Regions from separate parts of the Homo sapiens genome. Here region 2 is linked to region 1. Evidence: chromatin contacts called from ENCODE Hi-C or POLR2A ChIA-PET data. All regions are on one chromosome and are shown on one strand. The core of a region is the stretch at or near the end of the contact, and the rest is flanking DNA. Distances in the headings are between cores, read along the strand shown.

The links. Hi-C counts contacts between places; a loop is a spot of excess contacts on that map. ChIA-PET counts read pairs that join two places held with the same protein, here RNA polymerase II (POLR2A). Pooled maps may share reads with other maps.
Region 2: a pooled map shows a loop between it and region 1 (3-fold over the local background). The contact joins the promoter of ARHGAP27 here to the promoter of TMUB2 in region 1. A Hi-C loop is called at or near these places in 1 of 50 pooled maps. POLR2A ChIA-PET finds 5 or more read pairs at or near these places in 2 of 52 experiments (AG04450 and activated B cell).

Annotation. Positions count from the first base shown.
Region 1 is chr17:44,184,874-44,188,846 of GRCh38, reverse strand. TMUB2 (transmembrane and ubiquitin like domain containing 2) reads right to left here and starts at 1,875. Exons shown (of 4, transcript NM_001076674.3): 1 at 1,738-1,875; 2 at 1,104-1,171. The coding sequence starts at 1,138. It overlaps ASB16-AS1 (ASB16 antisense RNA 1), which reads left to right and starts at 2,130. Exons shown (of 3, transcript NR_049730.1): 1 at 2,130-2,282. RefSeq lists an enhancer at 2,017-2,551.
Region 2 is chr17:45,430,483-45,434,656 of GRCh38, reverse strand. ARHGAP27 (Rho GTPase activating protein 27) reads left to right here and starts at 1,787. Exons shown (of 20, transcript NM_001282290.2): 1 at 1,787-1,905; 2 at 2,308-2,441; 3 at 2,905-3,036. It also overlaps a transcript of PLEKHM1 not described here. RefSeq lists an enhancer at 4,002-4,174.

The DNA of each region.
Region 1 (3,973 bases), core at 626-3,125:
TACCCTACCCTTTGCCTCTATTGTGAAACTCTTGCTTTCACGTTCTGTGACCTTCCTCTCTCAAACTCCAACTTCCCAATGAGTGTGGATCAGCAGGAAAAGCCCACAGCCTTGCTGCTGCTGCTACTGTTGTTGCTTTTTTGGTGAATGAGGAAAAATCTTTGCTGAGGCCTGAGTTTCTCTAGGATTTCTATCGCTTGGTCAAGCAAATATGCCTCCTAAGCAGCCTCCAAAGTGGCTTCAGAGAGACCCAAAAGCCTGGAATATTTTACTGTGGGGCCCCCCTGGAAGCACTGTTTAGCCATCCCTGCCAGATTGTCTCATTTGAGCCTATTTCATTCCTGGTCACAGATCCAGGCTGCCAGATGTCAAGAGCCAAAGAAAACTGACCTACCATCAAAAGCAGAGTCAGACAAATCTAAAACGATAACTCTGTAGGGACCGCGGGCAGATACTATGCAGCAGACATTATGTGCCGCCTCTGAAACTTCTGGCAAGCCCTGGGGAGCAACTTGGGACAGACACCAGAAGCACCACCTTCCTGGGTCACCATGGGCCCACTCCTGCAATGACCACTCCCCAAGTGGAGTGATTTGAAAAAGATTCCATAACAGCTCTCACAATCCATATCTCAGTCTCTCTTCTTTCACTGTGAAGGTTCTGCTGCTGCAGTTTCTTAGAAAGGCAGGAAGGGTCCCTGCTTGCTCCTTGGAGTACCTACTATTTCCCTTGGAGAATCTGCTGCTTTCACAGCTGTCCCTGGGCAAATCCAGTCTGGTGATTACCATTATCAGACTATTCTCACAGCACCTATAAAACTTCATTATACTTATGTACCTGTCCATCTTTCTATTAGACTCCTGGTAGACAAGGATCGTATGTATTTCTCTTGGTACTGAAGTGTCCAATATAATGCCCCAGTAGTTGCTCAAAGAATTATCTGTGGAACACATCAACATCCTTATTTAATATACCGGCCCTGGAGTTAGAAAAACAACTAATTATAACCCCAGTCTTGCGTCTTACTAGCTATAACACCTCAGACAACTTTCTCAGAGCCTCAGCTTTCTCATCAGTAAAATGGGGTTAAAAACAGTACCTACCTCATGAGGTTGTTTTGAAGATGACGTGAAATCATCGAAGCAAAATACTTGGCACAGTGCCTGGCACACTGCAAATTGCAATTGCTTAATAACGGTAGTAATTATTTATCACAACCACAACTAACCCCTGATGGTAAGAAGGTTAATGTTATTAACCATGATTTACAGGAAAAGAAACTGCGGCAAAGAAAGACGAAAACGATTGGCACAGACACAGGGAACTCTCGTGGGGAGGGGCCCGGCAGGACCCCAGGTGTCCGGCCTCAGGGGTCTTTGCTCTGTCCCTCAGCCTGTGATCTACCCTGTCCGTACCGTGACCGCACGGTGAGGAGGGGTCCCGCACCCTTTTTCTGAGGCGAAGGTTCCGCTTTTGGATGGTCCTATTCCCTCGGCGTTGGACTGGGGTCCATGGGCCCACCCGAACCGAAGGGCTGCCTGGCCCCAGCCTCCGTGATAAGACCAGTTGTCCCGGCCAGTGAGGAGTAGGGTCGGCTAAGGGGGTCACAAACCGTCCACACCCCTCAAACTTCGGGGCGGGGCTGGGGAACTGGGGGCGGGGCTTCAGGACGCGAGGAGTCATGGGAAATTAAAGGGGGATTGGACCGGCACTGTGCCTGGATGGGGAAGTCCTCACCTGAAAAGACCAGACTAAATGTTTTGACCTCGCCAGGACGGCCCCTGGACTCGTCTTTCCGTAGGGGTCGGGAAAAGGGCTGGCAATCTGCGATTCTGTTCAGGGTCCGGTCTCTTCCGGCTTCTCCCGGAAGCTGTTATACCAGGGACAGGAAGTCCCGCCTCCGCGCCTTGCACTGATGACGCGAAGCTGCGTAAGACGGGCTGACGTAAAAGGTATTCTTTAAATAAAAGGGACAGGTTTCTCAGCGGAAGGAGGGGTGGAGTCATTGTTGGCGGGATTGCGGCCCTCCCAGAGCGGGGCCACGCCTGGTGGGCGGGGCCTTAGGCAATCCAGGGTGAGAGGCGGGGCCAGGGGGGAGGAGTTAGCGCGGAGGTACTTGGGAAAGGGGCGTGGCTTCGCGACTGCGGAAGGTTGCCCGGGCTGGCGCCGCTGGGCAGAGCCGGTGCGACGTTTCCCTTTCCAGCTTTGTTCTTCCGGCCCTGCTGTCTGCCTCCCCGGCTGATTGGATTCGTTACTGCTTTGCAACGCGCACCTAACTCCAGGTTAGCGGGGATTAGTAAGAACTCAGCTCTGGGCCAGTCGGGAAGACAGATAAGGAGACCAGTTAGTCAGCATCCAGTGCTTGAAGAGTGCGGCCCCAGGTAGTGTGGGACCCGGAGAAAGAAGGCGGGAAAGCATTTCAAAGAAGGCACAGATTCGGCGCAGGCTTAGGACACAAAAAGGGGGAAAAGTCCAGCTTTCAAGAACTTATCCAGATTTTTGCAGTTAAAATTTTTTCTTTTTTGAGACGGGAGTTCCGCTCTTGTTGCCCAGGCTGGAGTGCAATGGCGCGATCTCGGCTCACTGCAACCTCCGCCCCCCCGGGTTCAAGCGATTCTTTTGCCTCAGCCTGCCGAGTAGCTGGGATTACAGGCATGCGCCACCACGCCCCGCTAATTTTGTATTTTAGTAGAGACAGGGTTTCTCCATGTTGGTCAGGCTGGTCTCGAACTCCCGACCTCAGGTGATCCGCCCCCGTCTCGGCCTCCCAAAGTGCTGGCATTACAGGCGTGAGCTACCGCGCTCGGCCGCAATTAAAATTTTTTCTAAAAACTTACTGTGGCCGGGGGGAGTGGCTTACTCTTGTAATCCCACCGCTTTGGGAGGCAGAGGTGGGAGGATCGCTTGAGCTCAGGAGTTCGAGGCTGCAGTGAGCTATGATCTGAGCCACTGCATTGCACCCGACAGGGAGGCCTTGTCTCCAAAAAAAAAAAAAAAAGCGCTGGAGTTTGGGGTTTTGGAGAACTACTGATTAAAGGATAAATAATCCAGACAGGGGCAAACATAAGCAAAAAGCTCGGTGGCTTCTACCAACTGAACACTGGCAGAAGTAGCACTTAGATCAAGAAATAGATAATTAGGACTGGCGCGGTGGCTCACGCCTGTAATCCCAACACGTTAGGAGGCTAAGGCAGGCGGATCACAAGGTCAGGAGTTCAAGACCAGCCTGGGTAACATGGTGAAATCCCGTCTCTACTAAAAATACAAAAATTAGCCGGGCGTGGTGGCGCACGCCTGTAATCCTGGCTACTCAGAAGGCTGAGGCAGGAGAATGGCTTGAACCTGGGAGGCGGAGGTTGCAGTGAGCTGAGATGGAGCCACTGCACGCCAGCTGGGGTGACAGAGCGAGACTCTGTCTCAGGAAAAAAAAAAAAAAGAAAGAATTACCCCAGAATCTCCCCCTTCATGTCTTCTTCTAGCCATTAACCTCCAAAGAGTAATCACTATTCTGACGTCTGTCACCATACATTAGTTTTTCCTGTTTTTGTACTTGCTATAAATGGAATCCAACTGTGTATCCTCTTCGGTGTCTAGCTTCTTTTTTGTAAGTCCTTTCATTGTGGTAAAATAAACATAGCTAGGCACAGTGGCATGCACCTGTAGTCCCAGCTACTCTGAAGGCTGACTCAGCAGTGTCACTTGAGCCCAGGAGTTAAAGGCCAGCCTGGGCAACACAGGGAGACCTCTATCTCTAAAGATAAATATATACATATACGTAACATAAAACTTAAAACCATTTTAACTATTTTTAAGTTTGCAATTCAGTGGCATTAAGTACATTCACAAAGCCGGGCACAGTGGCTCATACTTGTAATCCCAGCACTTTGGGAGGCTGAGGCAGGAGGATCCCTTGAGCCAGGAGTTCAAGACCAGCCTGGGCAATATGGTGAGACCCCCATCTCTAAAAAAAAAT
Region 2 (4,174 bases), core at 538-3,037, 1.2 Mb before region 1:
CCTGGCCAACATGGTGAAACCCCGTCTCTACAAAAATACAAAAATTAACTGGGCATGATGGCGGGTGCCTGTAATCCCAGCTACTCAGGAAGCTGAGGCAGGAGAACCACTTGAACCCGGAGGCGGAGGTTGCAGTGAGCCAAGATCGTGCCGCTGCACTTCGGCCTGGGAGACAGAGTGAGACTCTGTCTTAAAAAAAATAGCTGATATATTGTGTGCGCTGGGCATGTGGTAAGCACTGCTTAGTGGACCTCATTTAATCTTCCCAATAATCCAGTGAAGTGGGTGTTACTATCCCATTGACAGGAAAGAAATCTGAGCTGCAGAGATAAGGCAGAACTCCCAAGGCCTACCAGCCGCCAAGCAGCAGAGTGGGGCATCATACCTGCCTGACCCCACGCAAAGACCATCACCACTGCCAGCCACTGCCTGGCTGTGCTGCAGGTGGAGAGGGACCTAAAAGGTAGGGAGGGAGAGAAGATTCCTCCAGCCACGATTTTCTTTTTTTCTTTTTTGGTTGTTGTTTTTTGAGACGGAGTCTTGCTCTGTCGCCCAGGCTGAAGTGCAGTGGCACGATCATGGCTCACGGCAGTCTCCGCCTCCCAGGTTCACACCATTCTCCTGCCTCAGCCTCCGGAGTAGCTGGGACTACAGGCTCCCGCCACCACGCCCGGCTAATGTTTTATATTTTTAGTAGAGACGGGGTTTCACCGTGTTAGCCGGGGTTTCACCGTGTTAGCCAGGGTTTCTCAATCTCCTGACCTCATGATCCGCCCGCCTCGGCCTCCCAAAGTGCTGGGATTATAGGCGTGAGCCACCGTGCCCGGCACCAGCCACTATTTTCTAAGCATGTCGGGCACCAAAGACCAGTGCTGAGTTCTGCTGTGTGCCCACCCTGGAGGGTCCCAAGGTGCCACCAAGGCTCAGACACACAGATTCTCAGAGGAAGTGTGGACTCACAGGTGGGCAATGCCTAGCAGAGGCAAAGATATAGAGGTAAGGGAGTTCCTTACTTACTATATCTTACAAAGATATAGAGGTAAGGGAGTTCCTTACTTACTATATCTTACAAAGATATAGAGGTAAGGGAGTTCCTCTGAATCTGGGTGGCCAGATTCAGCTTCCCACCCAACCCTGGGTCCCCAGGAGGTGGTGTCAAGAGAGGCCATGGCCTGGGATGCGGGCCCTTCTTCCTCCCAGAACACTGGCCTGAATCAGCCAGCTCTTGGCACACACAGCCAGGTCCACAGGCACAACTGTTCCTTGGGGCCCCTGAGGGCAGGGGGTGTGCTGGGGCTGTGGCTTGTAATGTCTGGAGTGAGTGCAGGCTCAGATCAGGGCGAGGCTGCTTGTCCAGAGAGGCAGAAAATTCTCCAACAGAAGACCCCCAAGGCGGAGGGCCCTGGGGCTGGACTCCTGGAGGTTGTTCTGAGCTTACCCTGTGGACGGATTGGAGGGTGGCCCTCCTTCCCCACAAGGATCAAGAGGGGGTGGGGGATGGTGGGAGGGCAATCTGGCCAGGCGAACCTGCGGGGGAGGCTCCCGCCCTCCCCAGTCCCACCATCTCAGCCCCGCAGCCTCTTTCTCCCTGGAGACAGCCAGGTGCGGCCCAGGATCCCGGGAAAGGCAGGGGAGGGGGTGGCGTCTTCGCTCCTCAGGCGCTGGCCCGGCCCAGAGGGGACAGGAAGCCAGGACACCGGGGATTGTCTCTCGCAACCGCAGCCCAGCCCCAGTCCGGGAGGAAGTTCTGCCCGGCGCTCTCCGCCGGTGCCTCCCTGGTTATATTGTTGAACAGGAAACCCGGCAGCGCGGGAGCCGCACAGTCGAGGAGGGAGCGCGGGACGCCGAGCCCACGCGCGCCTGCCGGGGCAAGTGGAGGCGAAGCCGGCGAGCGGACGCCCCGAGGTGCCCGGGCAGGCAGGGTCGGGAGTGGGGCGCCGAGCGGGGGTTGGGGGTGGGAAGTGGGGTGGGGGTGGGGAAAGGGCAGGGTTGGGAAGGGAAGGGTGCGGCAGGTGGCGGGTCCGCACCCGGGAGCTCCGCGCGCCTGCTCCCCTTGTCTCCGCGCTGGGGCGGGAGCTGCGCGGGCCGCATCCCACGGGGAGGAGAAGGTAGGCGAAGGGCTGCCCTCCATCTGGGGGCTGGAGGGAAGCAGGCCCAGGCCCCCAGCGCCGACCCAGGCGTTGACGCCCCTGTAGCTTGAGTCGCCTGGGCAGTGGACGCAGGGGACCTCCTGGCGACTGGTGCGCTGTCGCGCTCCAGGGATCCTCCCGGCTTCCCCAATCCCTCCCCTTCTCTGCGTTTCCCCAGGGTCGGGGAAGGAACCGAGGTCCGGTCCCCTTCTTATCCAGCCCGAGACATCGAGCTCCGGTGGGCGTCCCTGCGCTGGGAATCCCGCTCGGAGTTTTTCCAGGCCCGGCCGGGCTGCTCCGGGAAAGGCCCTGGTGAGGGAAGAGGTGGGCCCGGAGCGGGCGGATTTGCAATCCGGTTGGAAGGGCTCGCAGTGGGTGATTCAGGGTGCAAATGACCTCCCCGGGAACAGGAACGCCCGCACGAGACAACCAGCCCCAGCCCGGCATTCCCAGAGCCGCGCACAGGAGGGACGCAGGCACTCCCGGACAGCAAATCCCGGGGGGTGGGGGGTGGGGGGGCGGGGAATAGAGGGGGAAGGCGGAGCGGGGGCGGTCCCATCCTCCTTGGGCTCCGCTCGCGACCTGCCAGTGCCCCTTCAGACGCAGCAGTCCCGGCTCCAGGTGCCGGCCTTCTGCTCTGGGCCTCGTCCCAATGCCCCCCAAGGTCCCCAGCAGAGGCATTCAGGCTCCTCCTCGCCCCACCCAGACACGGCTGCTTTGGGTATCGGTGACAGCACTCCTGAGCGTCCCTGTCCCTCTTCGCTCTGCTTGCCAGCTCCTGTTCCGCGCAGCCTCTCCGGCCTCGCCCCTGGAAACCCCGCCCAGGGCGATGGTAGGGGCCTAACCTGCAGCCACCGCCGGCTCCGCCCACCCAGCCCATGGGCTCCCTGAGGCCCGCCCAGCCGACGTGAGTGCGCTGCGGGGTCCAAGGGGAGGGGGCGCCGGGGGAGTGTCCTGCTTGGGGTTTGTTGGTTCAGCACCGGGCAGCTCGATGACCCCGCCTCCGGGGCCCAGCGTGCTTAGTGACTCAGTTTACACCCTTTCCTCGTCGAGGAACGCTTGACAAAGTGGCGGAGGAGCCCTGCTGGGGCCCCCGTTGGAACCTGCTCCTCTGCCTCGGCAAGCGGCGGTCTCCTGGCCCCGGGTCCGGGCCACCTTAGGGGGCAGGAAGAGGTGTGGTCAGTGTGGGAGTTTGGAGGGGCCATGCACTTCCGGAGAAAACCGACTCATGGCTTTGGTGGAGGGGCGCAGACAGATTTAGTTAGGCTCTCCCCCATCCCTGACACCCCGAAGCCCGGGCGGGAGCGGGGCTTATGACCACCACTCCGGAGAGCTTTGGGTGGCCCTGCTCTGGGACTCCGCACTTATAGTCACTGTCTCAGAGTGCATTCTCCAGGAGCCACTCGTGGGGACACTGTAGGGGTCACAGGGCAGGTGGACAGGCCACAGGGGCAGGGCCTTTCTCGGGGGGCGGCGTGAGAGCTGGAGAGCAGGGGGCGGTGCGGGCCGGGCTGGGCGGGCCGGGCTCGGGCTCACGTCTGCGGTGATGCAGCTGGGGAAGGAAAGAGAAACCGAGAGAACCGGTTCCCCTGCATTGGCAGCGGAGGCCTCTACAGCAAGGCCCTCGGACTAAGGGGGGCAGCGACAGCCCCCAGGTAGAGCTGTTCGCTCGGCCCCCTACAGAGCCCACATTCCAACTCTGACCAGGGGGTCGGGGCGCAAGCTGCTGGAGGGAGGCAGTGCTACGAGACCCTCTGCTGATTCTCTGCGGGCGGGAGGCTTCCAGGCGGGACAGAGCCGGGGAGCGGCAGTAAATGGGGTGTTCTTCCTACTTGACTGACGGAAAACTAAGGCGCAGTCAACTATTAAGCAAGCGTGGTGTCGACCTTAGAGCGGGCAATCACCCCTCGTTTTAAAGCCAAGGCTTCCCTCGCAGTCGATTTGGACCAAGACTACCCACAATCTCCCCACCGCAGGACTGAAGCAAGGGTCAAATCTTAGAATCAACCCCACAGAACGAAGGGCTGTCCTAATTCCAGCACTGA